Regions from separate parts of the Mus musculus genome. Here region 2 is linked to region 1. A link is a loop called in an ENCODE intact Hi-C map of the cell type or tissue named here. Cell type or tissue: left cerebral cortex. All regions are shown on one strand.

What was found. Hi-C counts contacts between places; a loop is a spot of excess contacts. Peaks named below come from ENCODE experiments on the same cell type or tissue, not always from the same donor. Only the 100,000 strongest peaks of a DNase experiment are listed, where the experiment ranks them.
Region 2: a loop joins it to region 1, with 4 times the contacts of the local background. A loop is called at or near these places in 28 of 42 quality-filtered maps.

What each region holds. Positions count from the first base shown.
Region 1 is chr6:8,731,795-8,739,794 of GRCm38, reverse strand. It overlaps Ica1 (islet cell autoantigen 1), which reads left to right. Exons shown (of 14, transcript NM_010492.3): 6 at 2,580-2,778. Among named protein-coding and RNA genes, the nearest start is that of Ica1, 43 kb to the left of the region's middle. In left cerebral cortex, CTCF peaks have their summits at 941, 1,140 (motif pointing right) and 3,429 (motif pointing right); DNase peaks (open chromatin) are centred at 1,176 and 3,445.
Region 2 is chr6:8,282,603-8,290,602 of GRCm38, reverse strand. All of the region lies in intron 2 of Umad1 (UMAP1-MVP12 associated (UMA) domain containing 1), which reads right to left. Among named protein-coding and RNA genes, the nearest start is that of Umad1, 27 kb to the right of the region's middle. In left cerebral cortex, no CTCF peak of the experiment used is centred here; DNase peaks (open chromatin) are centred at 1,406, 1,835 and 4,884; H3K27ac peaks cover 1,363 bases.

The DNA.
Region 1 (8,000 bases):
CTATTACCTGGGCAATGCTCTGATATACTCAACCTGAGCCTCCTTGATTTTTTGTTTTAAGGGTGGTGTGTGTGTGTGTGTGTGTGTGTGTGTGTGTGTGTGTGTGTTCAGGTCTTCTGCAAGAGTAGTACTCACTTTTAACCACTTGAATCTAGGCCCTCTAATATTTAACTTTCCCTACTAAGAATAAATATCTTGGTGTAGCCCTTTAGTTATTTTGTTAACTATTCCCACTGGGTAGATTTTCATAAGTGAAAGGAGATTCAAGCCTGCATTGAAGGATGATATTTCCAGTTAGGAGGAATGGCTTTCTTTGATGTAGACCCCTTAGACTCCAGTGAATGGCCTGTCGCCATTCTGATTTATATGGGGTGGTGGCAGAGATGAGGTTTTGTATGTGCCTTTTTAAATTTTCAAACGCCGTGTTATTGTAATTTTAAGGTATCTGCATAATGCCCTGCATTCCAAGGGGTTGAGAGTAGTTTATTCACAGTATTCATCATCAGCAAATGTAGGAAAGTGGACAAAATCTAAAGGAAGAGAAAAGGAGTCAGAATGTGAGCAGCATCCCCTGGGAGCCATCTGAGGACTGTTTATCTTCAAATAGACGTCCGCCATGCTATAAACCTTCATAGACATCCGCCATGCTATAAACCTTCACACTGGTGATGCTTTGCATCTGCCACATGTTATGCTGGATGTAAAGCACATATTAAATGAAAACCAAACTTATTTCAAGGTACAGAGACATGACTTTTTGAGAAGACTTCTAACATCTAGGTAGGACAGTGTGGACTAGCTGCTATCATAGATGTGATCTACATTTAAAACAATACCTGTAGGTGACAGGAAACCTGGGCAAAACAGGAAAAGATATTTCTTTTTCTTAAGATTTATTATAGCATTTATAATTTCAGAGTACTGCAGACCTATAAGGCATTGGAGACACAAATGCAGCTACCAGAATCTCACTTCAGCTTACCTTACCAATACCGCTGTTCCCTTTGGCTCAGTAATGTTGCATGCAGATGGGATCCGAAATAATTTATCTTGTGTTTAATGTTTTCACCTTTGTTCTGAAACTTCATAGAGAATATGTTTTATGTGACTGGCGTGACCGTTTAGTGGCTAAGAGTGTGTATTGTTCCTGCTAAGTCCCCAAGTTTGATTCTTACCACCAGGTGGCTCACAACCACCCAAATCTCCAAGTTCAGGGAACCTGACATCTTTTGCCTCCAAGAGCGCCTACATTCACACACAGACACACACCACATTCACACACAGACACACACCTACATTCACACACAGACACACACCACATTCACACACAGACACACACCTACATTCACACACAGACACACACCTACATTCACACACAGACACACAACTACATTCACACACAGACACACACCACATTCACACACAGACACACACCACATTCACACACAGACACACACCACATTCACACACAGACACACACCACAACAGAGATAACTCAAAATAAAACCAAGTGCTTGAAAAAAGAATGTTTTCAAAATGTAAGTCATCTGACATTGCTTCACTGGTTTCAAATATGGAAGAAGCAGTCTTTTGTAACCCAAATAAATATTTTACCTAAAGTTATGGTATGCTTTCCTTTATATATATATGTATGTATATATAAATGGCAGTTTTTATGGCCAACAGTTACTGTCATGATAATTTTACACTTGTACAGTATACATTCATTTTGGCGTGCTCTTTGTTTACTGGCAATGCTTGAGAAGGAACCCAGGTCTTTGCCAGTGCCAGGCAAATCCTGAACCACGGAGATGAAGCTCTGACCCTCTCTTCCTCCCTCCCTCCCTCTCTTCTTTTCTCTCTTTCCCTCTCTTTCTTTTAAGCCAGGATCTCAGGTAGGCAGGTCTGCTGAGGACAACCTTGAACTTCTAACACGCCTGTCCTCTGCCTGGATTAAGCTGGATACCACCAGCCCTGGTTTCCTGTATTTGTGACAATGGAATCATATAGCCTATCTGAAAAAACTGACACACACTGTAGACCCTCAGTAACTGTGGCTTTCTTCTTTCCCAACTCACTTAAGAAAAAGTCCAAGCCTTAGTCTTGTTTCCACTAGAACAAACTGTAGGTTTTGATTGAGGTGTAATAAAGGTGGCCAGGTCAAGGATACCCAAGTCATGCCTATCCCATTCCACCCTCCACACAGGGCCCAAAATTCAGCAACAGAAGAGACGGAGTAGCCAGGAATGGAAACAGGAATGGCCACGCTGTGACTATCCTTCACTGACACGGGCTTGTTGCAACTTCAAATAAATACTGTCCAGGCCTGAGGCCGCCCAGCAACACAAATGGAGTGCTTCCCAATGGTCCAGTTCACTGAAAATGAAAGGATCAGAATGTGGGCAATCTCTGGTTGATCCCACCTTCACTCACATTTTGATTAGTATCTGTCTCCTGACAAGACATGTGCGTTTTAGACAGTGGTCTAAGTTCATGGGTTTATGATGCGTGCAGAATATCAGAATTTGGAACTGTTCTTTTCCTTTGTTTTATGATTATATCTATGCCCTCTTGTACAGGTTGGCCTTGAGAAACCCTTTGTGTCGATTTCACCAAGAAGTAGAAACTTTTAGACATCGGGCCATCTCTGATACCTGGCTGACAGTGAACCGCATGGAGCAGTACAGGACAGAATACAGAGGAGCGTTGTTGTGGATGAAGGATGTGTCTCAGGAACTTGATCCAGACCTCTACAAGCAAATGGAGAAGTTCAGGAAGGTAAGAAGTTTTTTGAGGGTTGTCAAAATGGCCACCTTGCTAGAAGGCAACCAAGTGTGATTTGAATCCCTCTGGTAAAACAGACATAACTCAAAAGCACCAAGGATACAATTAACCATTGCTGACATTTTTTTAAAAATGTGACAGAATAGCAATTAATGTGATATATAATTCTCTAAGGATAAGAGAGGAGACAGCTGGAAATTGCTGGGATTTTGTAGCTGGTTTTAATTGAAGTCAGATTTTCATATAATGTGCACTTTTTTTTATAAGGTTGTCACTTGTAGATGTCTCTTCATGCATAACTAAAAATCCAGAGCACATACATCTAGAAAGTGAAACTAGGCTGTTTAACAAGTCTTTCTAATTGATGATTCATGTTGAAACCAGCAAAACAATAACAGTTCTTTTATGACATATTCAGAGGCTCTGGGATATAGTTGTGTGGTTAGCTAGAATGGTATTGACTCTCCCTGCTATTGATCCCTTCAGAAATTTCTCTGAGCAACATTAGAGCAAAAGAAAATGAATATTCTGTTTAATTTTCCTGAGGAATAATAATCTTCGGTTCCTTAAAAAAGAAAAAAATAAGAAGAAAAATTACATTGTGTTAATGTAGCCAGTCGGAGCCTTTTGTCCACAGGAATCCAACCTACCACTGGGTGGCAGCCGTACACTGAACATGTGAACATGTGGCCTGATTCTGTAGTGGTTTGTACAATCTTGGTAGTTCTTTGTTTGGGCAACTGAGTGTGTTTTAGGGCATAAAAGAAAAAAAGGGGCCAAATGTTGGGCTTGGCATAATATTGTGTCAACTCCCTTAGTCACTTCAACTGATCCATTCATAATTAGAAATGTTGTTTAAAAGGCTTAGACTCCTTTTTAGGGACATCACTTTGGAACTATGAACCTGGAACCCTGGCTGGTATGTAGAAGGTTGAGCCGGGAGTCAAGGAACAGACCAAAAGAGCTTCTCTTGTTCAAGACAGTGGTCACTGCTTCTTGACCTAGGTACTAGAGCAACAGAAATTCCTCTGGAAGTTTTTCTTGGTTTGTAGTTCAGACTCCCTCCCTGTGAAGGGAACCAGCCTCATTTTCTCTCCTTTTTTTTTTTTTTTTTTTTTTTTAACATGTCAGCATAAGCCTTCTCTGAAAGGCAGGCTGGCTGCCCAGGCAGAGGTGAGACTGTGAAGTTTATCTCATCTTCGAAGAAGATGTAAATGGAACTCATTCATCCTTTGAAAGAGAAAAAAAATATCAGACGTCATGGTAGTAAACAAATCAAATGTTTTTGGTTCGGTAACTAGATGCTGGTGACCCCAGGCTGTTTTGCAAGTTTTCTGACTTCGTAATTAGGCCAGTCATTTATTTTGTCATTAGTATTTTATTTGGGGATTGAGGATAATGGGGGTGGAATTGGTATTAGGAAAAAGAAAGAATGAGAGAAAAAAAAAAAACTGACTCCAGAGCACATTGCTGATGACGTGCAGCCTTAATGTTTACCATAATCAACACACATTTTTTTTTCTTTTGTAGAAAGACCCATGGTAGGTAGCTAACCTGAGGTCGAACAAGGAAATGGAAGCCAGAATCTTTGAAAATAGATACAATTTCCCCACCAAGAGACAAAGGAAGTCAAACAGTATACCTAGAAGTGGCACAGGCAGTTTCATAGTAACACCTGCTTGCAAGCCCTTTGTTCAGTGCAGAGTTTCTGGGTCCCTCCAGTGTGCCAGGACAAGAAAACAGTTATTCTGGAAGGCCAAAGAATTTTGTGGGTGTTTGTGTTTATCTGGTTTTGTTTGGTGGGAGGTGGTTGCTAGCTGTTTAAGACTGAAACAGAAACCAAGTTCTTCGTCATTTGGTTTGAACATAGAAACATTTGCCATCGTTTAATGCCATCAATCTCCATCCTGGAAAATATGGGTAGGTTTGGTTTTTATTTTGAATCCTTTACTGCGAAGTAGTAGCTGAAGCTGTGCCTGCCCCCCCTAATCCTGTGTGTGCTGGATTCAATTTAATAGCTGGATGTGGTGAACTTGGACTTGGGGATAGAATATTTTTGAGAGAAGAGTGATCTTCAAGCGTAATTTTTGGTTATTCTTGACTCGAGGAGAACAGGAGACTGCATTGGTTCTCTCCAGAGCCTAACCCCAGAGTCAGTCCTGTGCCCAGCCCCAAGTTGGCACTTACATGGCAAGTCTTCCAGGCAGAGTCTAAGGGGCCAGAGGACCTCTCCTTAGATCACTTACCATCCCCATTGCATGTAGGTGACCTCCTGGTGCCTTGGAAATCAGCATATGTGATTGCTCAGGTAAAAACAAAAAGCAGGACTGTGTGGTTTGCTGCTGTCTCTGGAATGCTCTAAAATGCAAGTTTTCGGTTCTGCTACAGTGTATTTGCAAATTAACTCTACGTTAGCTTTAGAGTCCTGTGCAGGTGAGATCCCATCTTAAATAGAGTCTCTGTTTATCTCCCAGGAGTGTGTTACCTAAGTCACTGGCCTCAAAGACTCAAGGTGTGTCTGTAAGGCATTGTCTCCTCAGCTTTACCTCCTCCTCCCCAGTGCAGCTGATAAAGCCAGGACTTCACGTATTCTAGAGGAGACAAAGTTCTAATTTTTACTTTCATGGTTATGACCCCCTATTTGGAATTTTCAGAATGTGTCCATTCATTCATTTGCATAGTCAACAAATGATATTGAAGCCCAGTTACATGCCAGCTACCACAGAGGAGTGTAGCTCCTGTCTCGTGTGATCATTTGGGCATGAGACAAGTAAACAGGAGGCAGTGTGTTGAATGGTCATCTGAGTTGAAATAGTACTACAAATAAAAAATCTAGACAGGGCATCCCAGATGAGGCAGCACCCCTCCCCCCAACAATAACAAAGAATGAACAATAGTATGGTAGTTCTTGTTTGTCAACTTGACGTCTAGAATCACCTAGGAGCTGGTCTCTGGGCTGAGCCTGACAAGATAGTGTTATCTTAATTACATTCATTGATGTGGGGAGACCCATCTTAATTGTAGACTGAACCATTTCATGGCTTGGGTCCTGGAGTGAATGAAGAAAAGAGGGAGAGTTGAGAGAGCAGACGATTTTCTTCTGCCTGTGAGAGCAATATGACCAGCTACTTCAAGCTCCTGCCGCCTTGATTTGCTTTTATGATAGGCTGTGCCTTGAACAATAAGCTAAAAGAAACCCATCCGCCATACAGTTGCTTTTGTCAACAGAAAAGAAACCAAGACAAATAGAAAGGACCTGGACAGAGGGGTGGGAAACAGCAGTGGTTAGCTGAGGAGTCAATGTGGGCAAAGGCCCGAGGTAGAAGCAATAGAACTCCTAGAAGCAGCATCAAGTGATGTAAATGTAGAGACATAGGTGCCTAAGCAACATGGCCTGAGAGACAAGCAAGACTAGAGAAAGAGATATAGATACACAGACACACATGCACATGCGCGAATGCGTGTACGCGCGCACACGCAAACATATTCTAGGCCTTCTAGGATCTGTGAGTGATATATGGTGGGATTCTTAGACCTGTCTGACTCCATTTGAAAGTACAAAATACACACACACACACACACACACACACACACACACACACACACACACAAATCTGTAAGGAGGGAGTGGAAAAAGTGTTGAGAAAGGGATGGGTGTTACAAAATTTGTGTTCACAACTCAGTCAGATGTCATGTTAGAACAGGGAGCAGAAGAGTAGAAACCAAATAAAATATGGCACACCTGGGTCCTGGCAGGATGAAGACCAGAGAGAAACACAGTCTGACCTCTGGTAGACTCAGTAAAGCGTCACTTTGATTACAAAGCCAGAATAAACATAAATGAAAGTCAAATTGGAAGGGAATTTTCACCTCCAACATTGGGTTAATTTCCCCCCCTAGCATTTCTCAAATGTCTTGAAACCTTTTATACAGCACAGTCACGAGTGCGCAAGACAGAGCTGGTGAGTGAAAGTTTCACATAAAACAAAGCAAATGATCTGGCACTCTCTGAAGCCCAGGGGCTAGAGATGGCTCCGCACATCAACATTAGGAGTTGTGACTAAGTGTTCCTGTCAGAGAACTGAGGACACAGAGACCAAAGCTTGCTCCTAGCCCTCTGCAAGAGCCCTGCTAGTCATCTGCTCCTTGTCAAAATGACTCGGAGAAAAGAGATATATGGAGAGTCAGGGCCACATGGAGCAGCTCTCCAGGCTACCTCGTAGGAACCCAAGGGTGGATTTATGTAGGTGGGGCTGCTTGTCCCTGTACTGTAGGAGGCTCCTCCTCACATCATGGTTCACCCTAGTACCACGCGGTATTTTATGAGTGAGGTTAGTGTGTGATATATGTGCCCTTTGAAGGTAGAGTAAGAGGGTAGGATTTAAAAATAGAACCCAGCTTCTCATAGCAGATTACATCAGCTGAAGCTGAGAGCCCAGCAGAGCCTCTGAAGTCTGTGCCCTTGAGAGCCTCTGTGGTCAATTAAGTGTCTTGTTTTTCTTGAACGTCAGAAATGGGATGGGAGGTAATTATTCTAAATGGAATAAAAGCTAGCCTAGGTGTAAGAAAATAGTTCTGAAGCCTCTAAAGAGATAGCATGGAAATGTATATGTGGGCATTTGTAGGACTCAGCCTTTATAGTCAAGGGTGCAGGAACCACTGCCTTAACCTGAGCCATTTACTAAATAGTTTAATTAAATCCTGCAGCATTAGCTCAGTGTTTCATTACAGTAATTCAAAGGGATCTCTGAAAGGCATTCTGGGAACTGTGAGTGATACAGGGTGGGATTCTTAGGCCTGTCTGTCTCCGTTAGAAATACCATTAGGTTGTAGAGCCCTGTTAATCCACTGGTCATGTCATCAAAGGACACGGTACACTAAGGCTTATTAACAAGCATGGGCAGTCTACTAGGTAGGACCTTCCTTAGAGACACCAGTCTGTAGTGACCCTGTGTCCCAGTGGTGACAGTCTGAGTCAAAGAGTTTGTTCTACAACTGATAAACAGCAGTATTGGTAATAGATGTTTCATTTTTTTTTCCCCTGTGAACAAAGACTTGGGTTAATTAATTTGACAGTTTTATTAATTACTGCTGAAATCGTTGGTTCTTGTCAGAGGTCAGGCTCTTTCAGCAATTGAGGGCAGGTCCCCGGGGAGTCGAGCCTCTAAGTATTACAGGCTTGCTCCACTCCCCTTTCTCCTGGCCCTGTGATAGAG
Region 2 (8,000 bases), 450 kb after region 1:
AGGCTCAGAGAACATTTTTATCAAAAGAGAGGTATAAAGGGACTGGAGGGATGGCTTGGTATTTAAGAGTACCTGCTATTCTTACAGAGGACCTGCGTTTGAAACTCAGAGCGCCTGCCTACGTGATGGTTAACAATCATCTGACACTCGCAGTTCCAGGTGATCTACTACCATATTCTGACTTCACAACTGTGGATGTGTCTGTGTTCATTTTACACTTGGCTACTTAGTATTGGGAAAAGTATTAGGTTCATTCATAGAGAAAACTAATTCTCCCTCCTCTATCACAATTGACTGCCTATAGCACTTCATTTAGAGATGGGACCAGATCATGTGAAATTATGCTTCTATCCCTGTTGGCATATTGACTGGTGTAGTACCTGCAGGTCTTCTATAGGCTGCCATATTGTTTAGAGTTCATGAGTACAGCATCTCTATCATGTCTAGAAGATATTATTGAAGAATACTCACCTGTTCCTCTAGTTCTTACAATCTTTCTACCTCCCCTTTAAAGTGTGTTTTTCCTGAATGTATGTATGTATGTATGTATGTATGTATGTATACCATGTGCATGCCTATTACCCACAGATGTCAGAACATGGTAGTTAGGTTACGTGGAAGGAGTTGGAGGTGGTAGAGGGTGGCACAGAAATGATACAAATACTTGGGTACACACGCGCGTACACACACACACACACACACACACACGGGATATACTATAATATATACTTAGGTAGAAAGTCTCAAAACAGTAAAATAGTAAAAGGAATATATTCAGTAATTAATGAAATTACAGAATTTCTGTTAGAGAACTCTCATTTTAAAGCACATTTTCAAAATCTATACAAAAACAATTATAAACATCAAACAGATTTTAATCACTATTTTAGTGGGCAATAGTAATTATCTCTGGCAAATAACATAAATCAGCTGTACTAGATTATATGAACAGTCATTGATGCAAGTTTGGAAGTAAGTTGCTTTTTTAAAAAATTTTTAAACTCAGTATTCTGTTAAGTAGAAAACTGGCAGATGGCATTATCTTGAAATTCTGCTGTGTCTCCTCACTTCTTCCAACAACACATAAAAGATTTATATTCCAGCAGGAACAAAGAACAATACAAGTAAGAATCAAGGGGTTTTCCTCAATAGCTAACGTAGTGAATTTTCAGATGGGTGAGAGTAACTGTTCTTCAACATGAGCACACCGTGTGGCTTGCTGCTCAGGATTCTGTATATAAAACAATAAGCATTCATGGTCATGAATGAAAATGAAACCCAGGTGTCCTGTCTTCCATTCTAGGATTCTTTCATTGTGTTCTGAAGTCTACATGTAATACGCAAACTCAAAAATTAGATGTAGTAAAATATGTAACACTGAAACTATGCTAAACATAGCTCCTTCCTGGAAACTCTGAGGAGGGCATTGATGATGATACCCACAAATGCAAAGCAGCAGCTAATGGGAATCTGAGTACAAGTCAGCGTGCAGGCCCTGTACTAACAGCAGCAAATGCCAAACTATGAATAACTCAGCCTGTAAAATCTAGGTTCAATCATAAAAAATAATATAAGTGGGAGAGGATGACTAGCTCTTATATAATCACTTCCTCATTTGCTTATATAAAATTTAACTATATTTTTGTATATCCTCTTCTGACTGAATTTCTGTAACAATTTCAGTTCTCATTTTTATAATAAATGAGCCATCTCTTACTGTGACAATTTATGAAGGAAGACACATGAGGACTGAAGTACAACTGGGGATATAGCTATCAGAACCAATATAAAGTCAGCTATGGTGGTGTATACCTGTAAGCCCAGCCAGCCTCAGAGACAGGCAGACCCTTGAACCTCGCTGCCCATAGTCTAACCTACTTGGGGTGTCCCAAACCAGTGAGAGTCCCTGCCTCCTCCCCCAAAACGGTGAATGATGGACATCTTAAGGCTGTCCTCTGTTCTCCACATGCACATGTATAAATTTTTATATATACACACCAAACAAACAAGCCACAAACTATATTATCTTATTAAAAATAGTAAAATGAATTCTAGTGATATGGCTAGTGGGTGCTTGCTGCTAAGCCTTACAACCTGAGTTCAATTCCTGGGATTCAAAGAGTAGGAGAAAACTGATTCCAAATTGTACACTCTAACAATCAAATGAACAGTCACCAGAAACAGAGTGTAATGCTAGAAACTCCCCCAAAGAGAAGGCCTCTGAACAACACTTGTGAGGGTAACCTGGAGATGCATCAGTATTTATCTAAACACACTTTTGGTCTCATTAAACAAGAATTGCTTGAGCTGTTGAAGAGCTCCAAGTCTCACTTAAACTGCAAGTGCTTATTCCAGAACACATGAAGAACGCGAGAGGCTCCTGATGGAAACAACATCTCCTGCATGTAGTTTACTGCTGGACACTTCAGAAGTTAAAGCACTCTGCGCTAAAATAACCATAGCTGTATTACATGCTAAGTATAAAATCCATATGTGAATATAAGGTGACACTGGCAAAAAAGCAGTAACAACAACAAAACCTGTCCTTACTTGTCCTAGCAGGTACATGTTTCTTCCCCAACAAAAGAATATGGAACACAATTTGAAGCTGCTCTAGAAGCCACAATAACTCTTCTAGTTGGATTTCACATTGGCTTTTAAAGGAAATCTCTAACAGAAAGCCAGAAGACAAGTAACCTTTAGGAAAGCCATTCAAGATGAGTACTTGTATTTCACAAGCCTTTTAGAAATGATGGAATGTTGCAACTTGCCTTAGAAAAAACAGAAGAGCCTGATGTCATACTAATATTTCTGTGTGTGTGTGTGTGTGTGTGTGTGTGTGTGTGTGTGTGTGTGTGTTCATATACACACAGGTGCACATGTACTTACATGCATGCTAAATGGTTCTTTTAGACAAAATAATAGCTAAAGTGCTAGACAATAATGAATCTGTCAAAACAAAACAAAACAGAAAACATAACCTTCACTAGTATAGAAGGTGCTAGCTTTCCCGTTAGGCACATCAAAAGGGGCAGGGACCCAGTGGACTGCAAGAGGCATCATTTGTCAATTTGAAAAGCCCCTCCTAGGAAACATACCAAGGTGTAGAATTAGCATCCATGTTGGAGCAGAGAGAGGGAACTCAGAGCTTACTCGGCTTACGCCATGGCTGGCTACACTTTACATAGTCGGAGACCCAGGAAAATCAATAAATCGGGGACCAGCTTATGATGTTCTTAACAGATTTCAAATGGGATGTCTAAAGCAGGGAGTCCTTAAAAGGAACGAGAATGTCATCGATTCTAAGTCTGGGCTGAAACCAATACATGGAACCAATTCAGATAAACCAGTTGGCCAGGATCAGCAACAACTATTCTGAACTGACTCCAAGCCCCCCTCCACACACACACATATACACACACTCAGATGAACATAAAATATTGAGTATTCATTGAGCTTGAATATATGAGTCACTGAGAGACCTACTGGAAGCAAATGAGGCCACAACTTGAGATCCATAGATTTTTAGACTGTTGATACTGGTTAACAGCCAGGGAGAAATGTACTTTCTCATGATGGCATGGAATCAAAATACCCACACCTTTTCTCATCAAATTCAAACAACAGGCTAGTCACTTCCAAATCAGAGATCACAGCACATTATTTTACTGGTTGACTTTCGTTTTTTTGTTTGTTTTTAAAAAATGTACCAAAGTCAGTAGGGAAGCACATTGCTCCAATTCTATCACTGGGAGAAATACTGTCAGCTTAAGGCCAGCCTGGGCAATTAAGTTAATTAACCTCTACTACATAGTAGGTTCTAGGTTAACCTTAGCTACATAGCAGGACCTTATCTCTATCTCACATATACACAGTCTTAGTTAGGTAGACTTTCTATTGCTGTGAAAAGACACTATGACCACAAGAAGTCTTATAACTGGGGCTGGCTTACAGTTTCAGAGGTTCAGTCCATTATCTTCATGGTGGGAACCACGGCAGCATGCAGGCAGACATGTGTTGGAAAGGTAACTGGGAGTTCTACATCTAGATCCACAGCCAACAGGAAGAGAACTGGATTAAATTTACGAGCCCTCAAAGACTGTCGTAACACAGTTCCTCCAACAAAACCACACCTTCTCCAACAAGGCCATACCTATGGACCAAGTGTTCAAATAAGTGAGTACAGGGGCCATTCCTATTCAAACCTCTACACACACACACACACACACACACACAGTCTGGAAGATGACTCAGCAGAAGGCACAAGCCGCCAAGCATGATGCATGATGATCTGAGCTCAGTCCCTGGATCTACATAAGAGAAGGAAACCACCAACTTCCACAGAGGTCCCCTTACCTCCCCATACATGCATGGCATGTGTATGCCCTCACACATACATACACACATACATATACATACATACATACATGTATACACACATACATATACATACATACATACATGTATACATTCATACATGCATATATGAATGAAAAGTTTTTTTTAAAGACCATATGTATCATCAACTTCAGGGCAAAAAAGATATAAAATCAGTTATTAATTTATTGTATGATCTGCACATGTTCCATATAAAGGTCAATGGTCCATGTCAATCATTCATGTCCTTGCCATTTAAATATAAAATATCATCTATAAAATATTATGTACAAAATGCTGCTGAAATTTAAAGATGACACACTTATTACCAAGATGTGTACTTAAAACAAAATTTACTACTGATGGTCCCTGCAGAAGTGCACATGCTCTGAGCAGAGCTAATTCACTCAAGACTGTGGTGTAAGAGGGTCAGATTCTGTTGGCAGAAATTCCACTGCCAGAAAAACTGAATGTGGTTTAGAAGTGAATGCCAAGGGCTATGAAGAGCCCGACTGTTCGAGCTCTGAGACTAAACACTCAGGAAGTTTAATGCATGAATGTGACAAGGAAAGGGCATGGCTGAAAAACATGCAACAAAAGTCAATTGGACAGTATCAGATTAACCATCATTTCAGTCTAGAAAGAGCCAGAGAGACCAGAGTCAGCAGATGTCGATTCCTCCACATCCTTTCTTATCTGATGGAGCATAACCATTGTATGTTATAAATCAAATCCCAAAGTTGGCTGGTCCTGAGAACTCTACATGAGATAAACTATGTGAAGAAATGTTCATGACAACAAACTGTTGCCTGCTTGCTTGGCAGGGAGCAACAGTGCTTCTCTCCACGGCAAATCAAGCCTGAAGCTTTCTTGGGAGTGTTCTGATAGCATGTAGACAAATTCCCAATTTCTTAATAGCGCTATCCCATAGGTACAGAAGGTCACCAAAGGTTGGCTTTTTTCCCTCTCTTTTCCTTTTAGTTAAAATCTGTCCAAAAATAGCTTCCTTAAGTCAATAGTTTTAACAAACAATCCAGATCAGTTGATAATAGCAGTAGTTAAAAGACTTCTCACAAAGGCTATAGGGATGGCTCAGTGGTTAATAGTACTTGCTGCTTTGAGGACCCATATAGTGACTTACTGTCTATAACTCCAGTTCCAAGGGATAAAAGCCTTGTAACCTCTACAGGCATCAGGCACATGAGTGATATCAGATATACTTACAGGTGATCACTTACAAAATTAAAACAATAGTTTAAATTTAAAAAAAGACAAAGATCTCACAGCTTGGGAAGATAGTAGAGATGGAAAATGCTTACAAAGAAAGAATGAGAATGGACCTAAGTTATTCCCAGCACCCATGTAAAAAGACCAGGTACTCACCAACACCTGGGGAGTAGAGCCTCCTTGGAACTTCCTAACCAGGCAACCTAGCTAACTTGGTGAGCTCCAGCAACTAGGGTGACACTTTGAAAACCAAGGTGGCTCCTGACGACAGCAACTGAGTTTGACTCCTGGCTTCCAAGTGCACACATGTGCACACATACTCATACCCAGGCACCTACAAATACACATCAGTGCACACATCAAAACACACATGCACACATACACATGTTTTACACTAATAACAATTTAAAATAATAAAATGAAGAAAGAGGTGTCATTCTTCAGTTGAAAAAAGATCTTTTTAATAATTGACATTTTAAGGTAGCATATGATTTCAACTTAACCAAACAGTCAACACAAAATCCACTGCAGAGGAAAAATTCATATGTACTAAACAAATTTCTAGTAATATAATTAAAGACTTCAAACAAACAAACAACAACAATAAAAACACTTCAAGGCAGGTGAGGTGGCTCAGTAAGCAAGTGTTTGCCTGGCAGACTGATGACCTGAGTCCTGGGACCCCTGTGAAAGCTGAAAGCAGCAGAGTGTACCTGTGCTCCCAGAACTCCTGCTGTGCGATGGAAGTGGGGAAAGAACTGCCAGGAAGTTTGTGGACAAGCTAACCTGGAGTATGCAGCCTGACTCCCTAAGAAGACCAAAGATGAAACAGACTTTCCTAAAAGGTGTCTTCAAACTAACATCCATGTGCCCCCTGTACTGACAGATGTACACACCACAAATGTGTGTATGCATTCACATGATAATATCAAGACAAACAAATTCAAAAAACATTAAGTTTAAAATTTCAGAGAAATGCCTTGTAGATTAATTTAAAAAGGGGAATATAAAACAATATTGCTAGTACCAAAATTGCTAAATCATTGAAATTATAATAAAAATGATCACAAAATAAATGGCATATGCTTATATAACCCATTGAAAATATAGAAAATATTATCAAATATTGACCTTAATGTTTAAGATTGTAAGTGCTGGCTTCATGAAGCAACTTTGGGAATAAGTCCTGTCAACGTCCATGAAAACACTGAAACCAATAAAATACTAGCTAGTTTCTCCAAGACATTTCTTTACCCTTGGAAATACTTTATTAAATTATTATAGAACAAGGGAAAGGTTGAGATTTTTCCATATTATAGCTTACAGTTATCAGATAAGATTCATAAATATTGTTGTAAATATCTTAGAGAATTAAAAGCCTTTATAGAGAATCTGTAAGATATATAATTTCAATAGTAATACATAAAAATTAAATCACCTGGAGTCGTGTGATTTGTGATTCAATGATTTCCCTTCAGGAGCCAGATTAGACATATAAATACATGTGACAAAACCACACTAACTATATTATCTTTATAAGCTACAGTTTCCTGTTTCAAAGATAAATAACTGAAAGTGAAATTAGTGAGACAAAGAAAACCTACTCTGCTAAAGTCTAGGCATATTGTTCCATCAAGCCTGCAAATCTGAATTCCCATCACACGGCAGCAGCAGCAGCAGCGCGAACACAGGATCTTATCCAGCCACCTGCTTTTCCTGTCTGTCACTCAGGCCAGCTCCTCTCTCCTAAGGTAGCTTTCTTTTTCTGCTATCCTGCTCTGGAGAATACAAAACAACAACAATAACAATACAACATATAATTCCTAATGCCTCAGCTATATCCCCTAATTTTATCTCTAGTTCTATGCAAGTCACTTTTCTTTGGGGTCTAGACGTATTTCCCCATTAACAACTATGACCAATGTTGCCTTCTTTACTTGCTGACCGACTGCTTTTCAGAGACTAAAGGTGGTAGCTTAGTCTATTTTATGTATGTATTATGTTTAATATAAGATCTATTTTATGCTAGTATGCTTTAACAGATTACTGGTGACCAGGTAGTTTACAAAGAATGGGGATTTACTTCTTATGATTATGGAGACCAGAAAGGCTCAGGCTGACAAGCTGACATATACTATGACATATACTATGACATATACTATGACATATACTATGGACAATTTGATACACTATCCATAGCAAAGAGATGAAAAAGGAATGCCAGGGAGAAAAATTCATCATCTGATAGATATGGCAGTGTATTTTACATAACTAAACACCTGAGGCCAGGTAGTTTATGAAAAAGAAAAACTAGGTGTACCGATCTTACCATTTCAGAAGGTCAAAGTCTTAGACGGGGGTGTGCAATCAATTTGGTTTATAACAAGGACCTCTGT